Regions from separate parts of the Homo sapiens genome. Here region 2 is linked to region 1. Evidence: chromatin loops called from intact Hi-C (ENCODE). Cell type or tissue: heart left ventricle. All regions are shown on one strand. Each heading gives the region's core, and the rest is flanking DNA. Links, peaks and the distances in the headings are about the cores only.

Evidence for each region. A loop is a pair of places that touch in the nucleus more often than their neighbours do. Peaks named below come from ENCODE experiments on the same cell type or tissue, not always from the same donor. Only the 100,000 strongest peaks of a DNase experiment are listed, where the experiment ranks them.
Region 2: it touches region 1 in a loop (2.3-fold over the local background); 6 of 110 quality-filtered maps call a loop at or near these places.

Annotation. Positions count from the first base shown.
Region 1 is chrX:96,681,622-96,689,089 of GRCh38, reverse strand. DIAPH2 (diaphanous related formin 2) reads right to left here and starts at 4,248. Exons shown (of 27, transcript NM_006729.5): 1 at 3,900-4,248. The coding sequence starts at 4,031. RefSeq lists enhancers at 3,031-3,744, 3,745-4,460. In heart left ventricle, for the core only: CTCF peaks have their summits at 4,070 and 4,280; DNase peaks (open chromatin) are centred at 3,959 and 4,369; H3K4me3 peaks cover 2,876 bases; H3K27ac peaks cover 1,611 bases.
Region 2 is chrX:96,551,030-96,558,497 of GRCh38, reverse strand. No RefSeq gene overlaps it. Among named protein-coding and RNA genes, the nearest start is that of DIAPH2, 130 kb to the left of the region's middle. In heart left ventricle, for the core only: no CTCF peak of the experiment used is centred there; no DNase peak of the experiment used is centred there; H3K4me3 peaks cover 687 bases; H3K27ac peaks cover 346 bases.

The sequences.
Region 1 (7,468 bases), core at 1,415-6,414:
CCTTCAGCTGCAAATGTCACCTACTGCGATAAGCCTTTTCTTACTCAAGCATGCAATTCTACGTAGATGCCTCTCCATGACCACCCCCAACCATGCATATTCCTATAGCAACTTATCACACTGCTTTTTTTTTTTTCCTTAAAGAGATGGGTTCTCTGTCGCCAAGGCTGTAATACAGTGGTATAGTCACAGCTCACTGCAGCTTCAAACTCCTGAGCTCAAGAAATCCTCCTGCCTTAGCAGCCTGTGTAGCTGGGATTATAGGCACAAGCTACCACGTCTGGCTCACATTGCATTTTAAGCATTAATTAACTTCCCTGTCTGTCTCAGTAGACTACAAGTATCTTTGTATCACCAACCCTTAGAATTATGCCTAGCACACAGTAGGTACTCAGTAAACCTGTATTGCATAAATGAAATCATTGTTGCTCATACCTTATCATTAAAAATCAAGACTGGGTGCAGTGGCTCAAGCCTGTAATCCTAGCACTTTGGGAGGTGGAGGTGGGTGGATCACTTGAGGTCAAGAATTCAAGACCAGCCTGGCCAATATGGTGAAACCCCGTCTCTACAAAAATACAAAAAAGATTAGCTGGGCCTGGTGGTGCACACCTGTAATCCCAGCTGCTAGGGAGGCTGAGGCAGGAGAATCGCTTGCACCCAGGAGGCAGAGGTTGCAGTGGGCCGAGATCACACCACTGCACTCCAGCCTGGGCAACAGAGCGAGACTCCGTCTCAAAATAAATAAATAAATAAAAACATAATTTATCCAGTTGTAAACAAATAACCAAATAGGAAGTTACATAATAACCAGAAAAATTAACTAATTTGACTTTACTGTTTGAAGAACCAAAGGCTTCAGAAATTATGCAGGAACACAAAGTCAAAAATGCAAAAACATCAAATACTGTTAGGTCACTCTACACTACCGTGTGGTGTGGGGTGCGGTGTTCTGCATCAACATTGGCCTCTCTTAATGGTTAAGTCACTGCCTTAAATAAGTAGGATTCAAGATGTAGTTCCTTCACAACATTTATAGAGCTTTCTCTTCTACTCAATTTAACAAAATGCATTCCATGGTTGACATCAAATTACAAATTAATCTAAGATTCATGCTGTTTGATGACATGTTGCAATCTGGGCCTAACCAAAATAGTTACATAAAATCCAAAACTCTACTACTAATGCATTATTCAAAATGTGATGAGTCCAAGACAGGAATGCCTTATTTTAAAAGAATCAAAACAAAAGGGTCATTATGAGGATGCTTATATGAAAAAAACTGAAGTGAATTCCATTAAATTTTTATTTAAGTAATCTTAAATAGAAATCATTATAGTGTTGAAATGCCACTCTGAAAAATTTCTCACTAATACTCATTAAAAAGTTGAGGATATAAATGAAAGCAGTTCCTCTCTATAGAAAATCTGCTTTCCAGGCTGACCAACATGGTGAAATCCCGTCTCTACTAAAAATACAAAAATTAGCTGGGTGTGGTGGCACGTGCCTGTAATCCCAGCTACTCAGGAGGCTGAGGCAGGAGAATCACTTGAACCCGGGAGGCAGAGGTTGCAGTGAGCCAAGATCGCGCCACTGGACTCCAGCCATGGCAACAGAGCGAGACTTCGTCCCAAAAAAAAAAAAAGAAAAGAAAATATGTGTTCCATTTCCATTTTTCCAGAATTCTGAGGAACTAAATGAAAACAACCAAACTACACAAGCCTTATACCTTATGAATCCATTATACTGGAGCGACTGAATTAATTTTCCTCTGTAGCGGAAATTTTAATCTATGTAGACATTGAGTAGTTAACTTCTTTTTTACCACTAGAAGAATTCGTTTCAATATCAATCACCTGTGTGGTCAATGCCATTTCCCCTTCTTCCCTACTCAGTAACTTAGAGTGGAATCAACTATTCTTTCCTTTACTTTCTATCTTTTGTAATGCCATAGTTCTTACTCTTCTATAGGTAATGGATGCCTTTGAAAAACTGATGAAAGCCATGGGGCCCAGAAAAATAAATGTACCCATATACACTCAAATATTTTCATACAATTTCAGGAGTTTAAGAACCCCTATGCCCCAAGATCACCTACACAAATAATTTCTATCACCATATGGCTCTCTTTTATAATCCCATACCACAACTCCTTTACACTCATATACACACACAAATTAAGGACTAGTTCAGAGATTATTAACATAATACTCAAAATAAAAAAATTTCATCTAAGTAAAGTTGTATCTTACTAGCAAACTTCTAAGAATCCCAGATGAATTCTTTCCTGAAAAGCTTACTAAATCTTACTGTTTGGTCAACTTGCTTGCCTTAAAATGTGCCACAATGTCTTCCTAAATTTGTTTTTGTTAACTCTGACACATCTGCTTGTAAAATCACGTAAGGCTCAAAAGTTATGTTTGAGCAAAAAAAGAAAATTCATGTTAATATTAACAAACTCTTGGATTCAAATCTTGTTCTACCGTATCAAGCTATGTTCAACACGGAACAGTGAAGTTAGCTAGGAACCGGAACAGTGAAGTTAGCTAGGAACTGAAAATGATACGATCTCATAACTATCTAGTTACCTTGTCAAAGCAAGTAAAACATAAAAGATGAATCAGGACAAATGGCTAAAGGGAAGAGAAGAATATAATCAAGGTGTTACTACTAACAGAGATAAGTGTTTTTTTTTTTCTCGAAAGCATACTTCTTAAAAGTGGCAGATTCTTGCTAGACGTACCAAACCATTTGTGGAAACTATCAGTTAACTTTTTACTTAAATTTTTAATCACTGATTAAACCACAGTTTTGTACTGGATCCAAACCAAATGGCCAGATGCCATAAGAAACGGCTTTATTTATATGTCACCCTCTCCTTGTCTATTATAATCAAGTTGGTAGTTAAAGCTGAAATCTATACATTCAACATGTGGCTTGTGCTTCGGATCTGGACTAAGAATACAGCTCTAAGGAGTATCTGCTGAATTTGTACAGGAAAACCCTTTCCCCTCACACCACCCAAATTAGAAAGTTTACAAAAAGCGGAACCCTTCTGATGAGCTGAGGAAACTCCAGTATTTCCCAATGCAATACCAGGCCTCATCGATTTCATTCCTCTGCACATTCAGTGGCAGGAAATGGACTGCTACCATCGGTTCACACTATCAGCACGGTGAGATTTGCACAGTTTGTGCCTACTGCTTTTGAGCGTTCTTAATCAACTAAGTGGAAGTACTGTATGACTATGCCTATTACACACACTCGACAGTTGGTGGTACCTCACCCAGCCTCAAACTCCCACGCGCCCCCACCCTTCCAAAGAAACATTTCTTGGGAGAGCACATGGAGAGAGGCAAGGAGGAGGAAAAAGGCACGTAGGCGCCTCTTCCTGAGATTTCTGGTAAAGTAGAAAGACTGGGAGCATAAATAGTGTTCTTCTTGATTTGCGAAGCTGTAGGTGGGCTCCCAAGGACTTGGAATAAAAAGGAGGGAGGTTCCCCTGCCCCGGACCCTACGCGTTAGGAGGCAAAACAGCAACTAACAAGAAGTGGGAGGAGAATGGAATCGCGCAAAGGTTTGCGCCCACAAGTTAGACAAACAACAGCCCTACCCAGTACTCGGGGTGTCCCCAAGTTGGGGCTGGGCCTTTCTCCTTCCCGCACCGCCTCCCGGGCTGACAAGAGTGAGAAAGGGGTTAAGTAGAGAAGGGGGTGCTCTTCCGCCCCCACGCCGTCTCCGCGCCTCGGCGTGGCCACTCCTTTAGCGGCTCCCCGAGTTGCACAGCGAGGTCGCGGTCATCCTTGGGAGGGGGCCCCGGGTGCCCCCGTGTTCAATGGCAGGAGGATCCCGGGGCTCTCCCTGTCCCTAAGGCCGGCGGGGGCTGCGGGAGCACTCACCAATTTGGGTTTGTTTTTCGTTTCCTCTTCATTGGCGGCCCGGTTCCCCGCGCTCCGCTTGTTGCTCCGGCCCCCACCGGGTTCCTCGCTGCCGCCTCCCGCTCCCGACGCCGCCGCCCCGGGCTGCTCCATCTTTCTCCGGCCCTGTCACCTGTGCCCTGTAACCCCACCTCTCCTCAACTGAGAAAGCACCTCGGGGCGCTCACACTGCCCCGCGCTGACTCGGCGGCACCTCTTCCTGAGGGAGAGAGTGTCTGCCCGGGAAGCTGCCGATTTCAGGCCCCCGGGACTCCAGGCTCCCAGGCACCCCCGACGCAACCACGCCGTTGCCACTACTCGGCGCTGGGGCAAGCCCTGCCCCTGAGCAGTTGCAATTACCACGGTCGCCGCCGCCCTCAGGGCGGTGTTTAGGGTGGAGGGAAAAGTAGGTGCCTATCTCTTTAAGAGGGCCTCAACACACGTGATTCTTCAAAGTGCCCGCATCGGCCGCCCGGGCGCGCAAAGCTGCTTCCTACTCCCGCAGCCGAGCCGGCCCCAGCTACTGAGCATGCCCGGCGCGGTGACTGGAGCCTAACAGAGCACTTTCAGCTGCGGTTAGGCACTGATTTCACTTCCTAGTGGCCCAGCGAGAACAGGGAGGGAACTAGTCAAGAGAAAGGAAGGGTAGCCCATTTTAGAGATGGGGAAACTGAGGCCCGGGAAGATCCGCCTGTAAGTTTCACTGGCGGGTCAACCTGAGTATCAGCTTTCACTTCTGTGGGCCACAGCACCTTCCCTCCCTGAGGCCTCTCCGGGGGTGTGGTCCTGCTACAGTCTGTGGAAAGACTTGATTGGCAAGGGAACTGGCATCCTATAGGAAAACCACCGGGAGTGCTGATTAATTGCCTCGACAGACTGTGTGTGGGTCAGAGTGGAAAGAGTGAGTGCTTTCTGTTGTCGTGATTACGTTGTGACCGAAGAAATACAGTTGTTCCTTTATTCCCTTGCTGCAGGGTTGTTGAAGCAGCAGGCGCCCACCGCTTAATCCCTAGGGGATTGTTAGGTTCTATAACCAAAACACTTACATACAGCTAGCAATTGAATTGAGTGCTATTTTCAGGTTCCCGAACTAGTTTAGAGTTGTTGTGGGGAGTGAATAAGATCATGTGTGTCAAAGCTTTGTTGTAAATGAAAATCCCTAGACAAATGCTAGGTGTTTTTGTGCAGCAGCAGGGCACTGTTGGGACGATAGTCTTAAGTCCTTGCGTCATACCTAGCATTTTGTCCTCAGGACAAAATATAGTACCCACACTGTATTTCTTCCATCCTCTTTAAATGATGCCCTTTAAAAGTAAAGGTACACACTGAGAACATTAGACGGGGTGGGTAGGATTTGAATGAACCACCATCATAGAATAGGAGCACATATGCTAGGAAAGCTACCTATAAAGTAAATTTAAATATGAAATCTATAAACATGCCATACACCTATTACTGAAGATATCTCCAGACTATGACTCCTTTTGACCTTCTCCCCTTCGGCCTAAATTTAATATGCTGAATGGAATTTGTATCTGAACATATTTATTGAGAGTGCATTAGGATGCATTTGACCATGCTATAGGTGCAAGGAGACAGCTAACTTGGGCAGTAGAATGAAAAGAACACCAGATATCTGAAAACAGCTTTAATTCTAGCTTTGTCATTGTCATTAACTTTCTTTTTTTTTTAATTCTGAGACAGAGTTTCCCTCTTGTTGCCCAGGCTGGAGTGCAAAGGTGCAATCTCAGCTCACCGCAATCTCCACCTCCCGGGTTCAAGCGATTCTCCTGCCTCAGCCTCCCAAGTAGCTGGGATTACAGGGACCCACCACCACGCCCAGCTAATTCTGCATTTTTAGTAGAGATGGGGTTTCTCCGTGTTGGTCAGGCTGCTCTCAAACTCCTGAGCTTAGGTGATCCGCCTGCCTTGGCCTCCCAAAGAGCTGGGATTACAGGCGTGAGCCACCGTGCCCGGCTGACTTTCTTTTTAATCATGGAGGTGTGACTTCTCTACTCCTAAGGTGGCAAGCTACCAAAGGACAGCAGAGAAGAGGGAATACATGCTCCCAAACAGGGTGCTCAAGGAGCCCCATGGTAACTTTGCTTTGTTGAAGTTCCCGTTTTACTTACTTAAAGTTTAGTGTATATTTTGAATTCAACTCACTACATACACACACACACAAACACAATTTATATAAATGTCTCCTCTCCTGAAAAATTGAGTCAAAATGGGTGCTTCAGAAAGACATGACCTGTTTAGCCAATGCGTAATTCCTGTTTGTGCCATAGGTGTGGTCCATAGCTGAGGGCCCTCCAAGCGCAAACATGGTTCAGTAATCTGCCCAGTAGACATTTCTTCAGCTCCTTAGAGTACACTAGGTGATACAGAGTGTCATGAGTAAGAAGGATGAAGATGACACAGTTTCCGCCTTTTAGAACTTCAGAGCCTACTGGGAGAGACAGACCATTAAAGAACTGCACTGCACTATAACAGATATGAACAGGAAGCCTTTGAAGCACATGAAAGAGGTAACTATCGGAGTGTCAGAGGCTCAGGGACACCTTCCCAAAGAAGATGATGTTTGAGCTGAGTCTTAAGGGTCTGATTCAAGTTAACATTTGTTGGCAGCCTACTAAGTGTGAGGTACTGTGCAAGGCATCATGAGTACAGTGGTGAACAAGACAGACATGGTTTGGTCTTAGGGAGCTTTCATGCTATCGGGAAAGATATATATAGTTTCACTCTTATTGCCCAGGCTAGAGTGCAATGGCGCAATCTCAGCTCACGGCAACCTCCGCCTCCCAGGTTCAAGCGATTCTCCTGCCTCAGCCTCCCGAGTAGCTGGGATTACAGGCATGTGCCACCACGCCTGGCTAATTTTGTATTTTTAGTACAGATTGGGTTTCTCCATATTGGTCAGGCTGGTCTCAAACTCCCGAACTCAGGTGATCCGACTGCCTTGGCCTCCCAAAGTGCTGGGATTACAGGCATGAGCCACTGCGCCCAACCTTGGGAAAGATATTAAAAATGTATTAAGCAATTACAAGGCAAATAAGGACAGTGAAGGGCATTCAGGCAAAGGAAATGACAATAGCATGTGCAGAAGCCCTGTGGTTAAGAAATTGGTGGGGAGCTGGGGAGACTGTTGGCAGGAGAAGCAGCAGAACAGATAAGGAGTTTCCAGATTGAAGCCCCCTACTTAATAAGTTTCATTACTGTTGTTTAAAAAGTGGAAGGGGGTCAGGCACGGTGGCTCACGCCTGTAATCCCAGCACTTTGGGAGGCTGAGGTGGGTGGATCACCTGAGGTCAGGAGTTCGAGACCAGCCTGGCCAACATGGAAAAACCCAGTCCCTACTGAAAATACAAAAATTAGCAGGGCATGGTGGCAGGTGCCTGTAATCCCAGCTACTCAGGAGGCTTGAGGCAGGAGAATGGCTTGAACCCGGGAGGCAGAGGTTGCAGTGAGCCGAGATCATGCCACTGCACTCCAGCCTGGGTGACAGAGCGAGGCTCTGTCTCCATAAAAATAAAAACTAAAAAGTGGAA
Region 2 (7,468 bases), core at 960-5,959, 130 kb after region 1:
TGCTTCTTGTGGGACTCAAGCCTGTTATCATTTGGTTGCCCTATGGTCCGTTTATATTTAAGTTTCTGCCATGTCTGCACTAGAAGCACTCCTGAAGCTCTTCTCACTCTTCAGGAGCCCTTCCTGTGCACCTTTGGGCTGCCCCTCCCTTCTTCCCTTCCTTCTTCTTTCTGTCATCTCATCTTTTGGGCATTTCTTACTTTTTCTGATCCCCGAGGGCACCAGTTTCTGTTTCTCAGTGTGCCATATCCACTCAATCTCCTCATTTTACCTTTTGAAACTTCAATTTCCTTACCTAGAAAATGTGCAAAAGAATGGCTGCTTTATTGTGGATTTATGGGGGTCAAATGAGATTATATAAAGTACAGTTCCTTGTAAATTGTATACTCTAAAAAAACGAAATGCTAATTTTATGTTAGCTGTTACTTTTAGAATTTAAAGGGTGGTTGATTTCATTATTGTGATATGGAATATCACTCTTTTCTATTTTCTAAACGTAATTGTTTTTAGTGAATTTAGACGGCTTGCATTTTAATGACAACCTACTTACAATCTCCAATTGTAGTTAGCAGTACTATGGGAAGTGGGGCCAAGGATGTTTAGACCCATTTCTGATCCTAAGTTTTATTCTGCCAAATGACATGTTGAATTTAAAATAATGGACCTCCTCACTACCCCTTTATAAATGTTTATACAGATTTTCTCCCACCAAATTATTAGCTACTTTAAGGGAAAGTATGGAGTCTTATTTTTGCTGTATTCCCAGTGCCTTGAAAAGCATTTGGCACATAGTAGGCACTCATTTATGTTTATTTTTTGGAAATTGATCAGACTTGAGCAATGATTTTTGTTTGCACTGACTTGGGAGATATTATTAGTGTGATGCAAATTTTGCTTTAAAATATTCTAACAAGGTTTTACTGGTAGGCCAATAGTACCTATGGTGTGAGTATTAGTTTTAGGCAGAAATAAATTGCCTTTTAGGACTAAACATCATGGATGTTTACAATCTAAACACTAATAGTAACTTAAGAAGCTAAAAAGGCTATGCTTATTAATAGCTGCTATTACTGATACTGTCTCCAATGTCAAAATAACCTTAAAGTCTCACATCTAGTAAAGTACAGAACCAGAAGGCATACTACCGACTACCTGAATTCAAAGCCAGTGATCCCAACTCCAAACTCCTCTAATATGTTTTAAGCCAAGTGCGTAAGGAATATAAGTTGGCAGTAGCCTCAATTTCAGTTTTCTGTTCTTAAGGAACAGTATTTATAATCTTTTTGCTTGGCTTATTCACTTTACTCTGAGGGTTAGCGATATAGAGTGATATTTGATCCTCTTACTCTGTGTCATGCTAACGTGCTATTTTTCCCCTATTTCCTTTCTTTCTCTTTCTCTTTCTTTTGGTTGTTCTGACCCACACTGAGGCTCTGGAAGGTCTTGTAAGTTTTAATCCCTAATGTTTCCACAGGAAGAAGAGAAATGGCTTTTTTCCACAAGACTATATCTAATTTTAGTATTGTTTATGCAGTGACTTTGAAAGTATGTTTTCAAATTGCTGTTAGTCTCTTTGTGTAGCCCTTGTGGCCTAAGCAACAATCAAAATTAAATGTTAATACATTTAGAGGGAGAAAAGAGCCTGATATAGCAAAATTAAACAAATATTTAATAGGTTCCTACTATGTGTCAGCATAATTTTAGGCTCTAAGGGAACACAGCAGTGGTTTTATTTTTAATCAAAAAAGTAAAGACAAAAAAGGATGCATTTATGCTAAAAACTGATTTAATGGCAATAAAAATGTATTTTAAAATTTCTCAACAGATGATGTAATTTCTTCTTGAAACAGGTTATATACCTTTGCGGATTTAACATCTGTAGTATAATCATTTTATTTTAAATGAGTAAAACCAAACAGTAATGTTACTTGCCCATTTTTCCTTTTTTCTCATTTGGTTGCCTCAAATCATTTGCTAAATATACATTTTCATCTTAGTCTCTTTGTAACAACTATTAATTTAAAGCAATTTGTGGTACTAAATGCTTCCACCTGGATGAAGACTTCTGCTCAAAGCTTCTCTATTTTGTTTTTCTGGAGTTATGTGCTATTCGCCAGAAAAAAAGAGACTATAATATTTATCATATGTTAGCAAAATCTAAAATCTTAGAGTTAACCTACTTTTTAATGCTTTGGCAGGAATTTTAATAGTTATACATCAAGGGTGAATACAGCTATTTTTTTTAGGGGGAAGGAATTTAAAATTCCTTAGCAAATTTTATCTCTCATCAACTTTTCTATATGTACCCTGTGAGGAAGGTGAATATAGAATATGTTTTTATTCCTGTTATATTGTTGGCAACACGTGGCCTTGTCAAAGAATGGCTCCTTAGAACTGTGTCTAGTAGCTTTGGAGCAGATAGTAGATTCTTCCCTACTTCTGCTCTATCCAGTTCTTCTGACCTACCTTTTTCTCTTCATTAGTCAACACCCTTTGGCCATTGAATACTTGTTCATATATTATTCTGATACTACTTGTTAACTGCTTCTAACTACTGTACACTAACTTTATATAAATTTTAAATTTTACATAAATTTTAATGATTTCAAATTTAAAAATCCTTTTTCTTATTTAAAAAAAAAACCTTTAGCTTCTTCTTCAACACATACCATGTTGGTAAGCACACAGTAGGAACTCAGTAATCATTTTGGGTTCATTCATTTAGTCAACACCTAATGATTGGTACAAGCAATGTGGAGCACTGAATAGGAAGTCAGAAGAACTTGATTCGAGGTTGAGCTCTACTATTTACTAGCTATATCATTTTAAGCTTTTCACAATCTCTCTGAGCAATTGTTCCTTCTTTAAAATGAAAGTGACTAAACTACATTTTTTTCCCCAAATTCCTTTCAATTCTATGATTCAGTGATCCAAAGGAGTGAATAAGAGTTTTCCATGCCAGGCGTGGTGGCTTATGCCTGTAATCCCAGCACTTTAGGAGGCCGAGGCGGGTGGATCACCTGAGGTCAGGAGTTCGAGACCAGCTAGGCCAACATGGAGAAACCCCGTCTCTACTAAAAATACATAAATTACCTGGGTGTGGTGGTGTGCACCTATAGTCCCAGCTACTCAGGAGGCTGAGGCAGGAGAATTGCTTGAATCTGGGAGGCAGAGGTTGCAGTGAGCCAAGATCATGCCGTTGCAGTGAGCCAAGATCATGCCATTGCACTCTGGCCTGGGTGACAGAGCAAGACTCCATCTCAAAAAAAAAAAAAAAAAAAGAGTTTTCCACGTTTCTAATTTCCCACCCATGCCTTATAATGCCTTGTAGTTACTGAACGTTCTGCCATTCTCTGGGGTTTTATATTTACAGCTTTGTTTGATGGTATATAACAAAATGATTTTTAAATAGAACTCTAATACAGTGCGGTATATTTAGTGGATAATTAGTATATAAAGAATAAAAAGGCATATTTCTTTCCAGAGTCTATTGTTTTTCCAGGCACAGTAACCAATGGTTTGAAAACATATCCCTCAAGGGATAACGAGTCTTTTTCTCTTTAATGCTTGCCCTAACATATTTGCTTTATTTTTAGCTGAATAGAAGATCTGTGTGTTATAGACCACATTTCTTCAAGCTGGCCTTCTTTTTGACATATGCAATTTTTCTAATCACAGTTTTTTGGGAGAGCAAGACTGTGCATGCTGATAGAAAAGACAGCAGAATCAGACAATTTTAGGGATAATTAGACCAGTCATGAAAATAAGGACTGGTCTATGTGTGTAGGACCTTAGAAAAAATCAGTCTTGGATAAGTATGTAAATAAATCTTTATAAAAATCAAGTTCTTGATCAAATAAGAAAAAAAAACCTGACAAGAAATTAACATAATCTATCTCACTCTCATAAAGTTGTTGCAAGGATTTAATAAGATTTAACACAAAGATATTACTGTATATCTTAAACATCTCTCCTTACCTCTGATGTCCATTGTGGGGTAAAGAGATGGGAACACTCCTCGGTGCCTCTGGGAGGCACTATTACTATTGGTGAAGACCCCCAAATCTACATTTCAACCTTAACTTCCAATTTTAATCTCTCTCTCTCTTTTTTTTTTTTTTAATTTTTTAATAGAGATGCAGTCTCACTATGTTGCTCAGGCTGGTATCAAACTCCTGGGCTCAAGTAATCCACCCGCCTCAGCCTCTCAAAGTGCTGGAATTACAGGTGTGAGCCACCGTGCCAGGTCTTAACTTTGAATTTGATATTTCCAACTGTCTATCAGGGATTATGTATATGATAGTAAATCCCACTATCATTACGAAATCAATAAAATAACACTCAAATTGATCACTTTCCCCCCATCCCAATTATTTTTCCTGTCAAATTTCCTAATTTTTCTCTAAGTCAGTTTTTTCCCAGTGCAAACCAGAAAGGAAAGATGACTTAGGCTTTGCCCAAGGAGGTCGAACGTCAAAGAGGGAGCAACATCTAGAAAAAAAGTGGCTAACTAGAGTCTCAGAAATTGGAGCGGTGGAGCAGAAAAGAAGCCGGAGAAAGAAAGGAGATTTAGAAAGTGAATGATTCAAAGACAAGAAAAAGCACGGTGGAATTGAAGGACAGTTCAGAAACTAATTATACAAATTGGGTTCATTTGTTTCACCATTCCTCTTACATGGCTTAAGCACTGTTTGGGGGCTAGAGTCTTACTTTTAAAGGAACCAGAAGGTATAGTAAAATTTCTAATATAAACACTTCTTTCTGTTTTGAAATCTCAATTCTTTGAAGGCATCTTAGAATCTTCATTCCCTATTATATTCTACCAACTAAGCAGTACACAACAAACACTTACTAGGATTTAATTACTTTGGGGTTAAATGAAGAGACATTTTAAATTGCTTCCTCTCCTAGGCTTCTTATACTCATCTTTTCTACCGCATTACCACCGTAAGCCTAGCCCAGACAAAGAAATATCAAGTCCAAACTTCCCACTTTAGTATTTGAGTTCTTTCAAAATCAGACCTCAATTTATTTCCAACCTTATCTTTTCCTGCTGCCCATCAGAATCTTTCCACTTATCTAAACCAGTCTCCATTCATTATATCTTGATCTTTTGTTTCTTTGTCTTCCTTGTGAATATCCTTGCCCCTCATGTCATCTTAATCCAATATCCCTTAAGACTCAGTTTAAGTCCTATCACTTCTGGGAAACCTTCTATGTACATTTCAGTGAATGTGAATCTCACTTTTTTTGAATTTCTATTGTAACTCCTGCTGTGTCATACATGTTGGTACCTAACCATTTTTTTTTCTCTTAAATGGTATACATGTCTTCACTTCCTAGAGAAGGCATGTCTTTGAGGGAAAATACTATATACATTTATACTTCTTTTGTGTCTCCCACAATACTTAACAAAAATGGTTTTTGAATGCATGATTTATGTTCAGTACAGAAATAGAAGGAAAAGAGGGTGATGATGAAACAATATAAACCTAAGTTTCACTTTATTATGCAAGCGATCAAGAAAACACCTTAAAAACTGAAAATGGCCTTGACATTCCAAATTCACAATAATAACACAATGTATGACTGTATGTCATTGTTGCAATATGTAACTGTATATAATAAACAGGGTAGACAGCATTCTAAAGCAAGTATTTAAAGTTGAAAACAGTTCAACATAAAAAACCTTTTTACTTTCAAATATATTTGATAAATTTGAAGAGGATTTATGCACACTGGATTTTAGAAAGAATCTATTGAGCTTCTAGAAAACAGGAAAATGACCACAGAAACAAGTCATTTTAAAAAATAAAGTCATATCATATCCAATGGGCTTTTAATAACATAATTGCTGTTTTGCTTCTTTCAAAACTTGAAATAAAATTGTTGCCACTGAATTCAGATTTTGACGTCAGTGATATAACTATTCCCACATATCCCAGGGAACAATTTAAAACCTTGATAACAAAAGTCTTGAAGAAACAAGCAAGCCATTGAAGGCAAGAACTCTTCTGAGGCTATTATCACTTAGTGAGGTAAAAATAGATGAAACTTGTAATTGTTACAAATATTATTTTCCACATAGGCAAACTTTAAGCAAAGAGAAACCTTAAACTAGAAAAATGTTACCTGAACATCTCTGAAATGGAGTCTGGTTTATTGGTCTGGGGACTATAAAATAATCACAAAATTAACTCATTCTGAATAAGATGCTAATTTTGAACCACTTCATGAAATTGACATGCGTGCCTTTAATAGCTCATTTTCTTTTTTTCTTTCTGATTTTTTTCTCCTTAACATTTTATAAATGTCATAATACACATTAAGAATCACGATGCCTCCCCTGTATTTCTGAGATCATTATCTTGGATATTACTGCACAGTTTCAAACATTTGAAATGCTGACATTGATTGATAAAGTTATTCATAATACATGCCTATTGCTGATTTAATTACTTTGAGGTTAAATGAAGAGGCATTTTAAATGGTGTGCTTTAATATAGTTCAATTATTGAAAACAAATCAAACAAGAAATATGTTTCAGAAAAGAAAGATGATAAAAGGACATCATTTCTGTGAAAAACTTTATTTTTAAATGTAGAATATTTATAAATTAATGGCGCACACAAAAGATGAATTCCTTGTCCTTTCTCTTTAAATATCAGCATCATCAAATACTAAGCGCCTGTAAATATCTACTCTAATTGATTTCATGCTTTTCCTTGACCTTGATACAAAGCTGGATGTGTCCCTAAAGAGCTAAATACCCGTTTAGTCCTTCTGCTTTGGTGGGGCTAACTGATTCCTTCCTATTGCGAAATCATTTGCTCCCCAAACACTGTTCCCTCTAGGATTTAACCTCTCTTCTCAAAAGTACGCGTATATGCCACAGCCTATCATACTAATGCTATCTGCATGGCTTGTCAGTAAAACAAGCCTGCAGTGATGGGAGTGCTGCAGCTTTTAGTGCAGTTTCAAGCATAATACAGTCAGCTCATGTCGGGAGATGATGTAAGATGAAGTTTCAGGGCTGTGATGAAAAGGTCTTCAAATCTAAATAGCTTCTGCAAGGCAAATGGTTCTGTGTTTCTCAGGTAATTGTAATCCCTGAAATCAAACCACCTCTCAAGGTATGCAATGACATGGTTATCAAATGTTTTAAATGATTTCTTGAGCATCAGAGCTGAAAAGAATGACAGGCTTAGATTTGTTTGAAATTCATAATATTTGTCATTCAGCCTCTGAACCAGCTTGTTCCTATCATTTGGAATGGGGCTATACAGATGGCAGCCACTTGAATGCCTTTTTTTTTTTTTTTTCCCAGAGAGAGACTGCTGTCCTAGAATTATGGCAGCATATTAAAGAAAAAAATTATACTTTTTAAAAATAAATTTTGCAGCCCCCATGGGATGTTATCTTGGGAAAACCTGCTACTTTATTTTCTTAAAATAGAGCTCCTGCACAA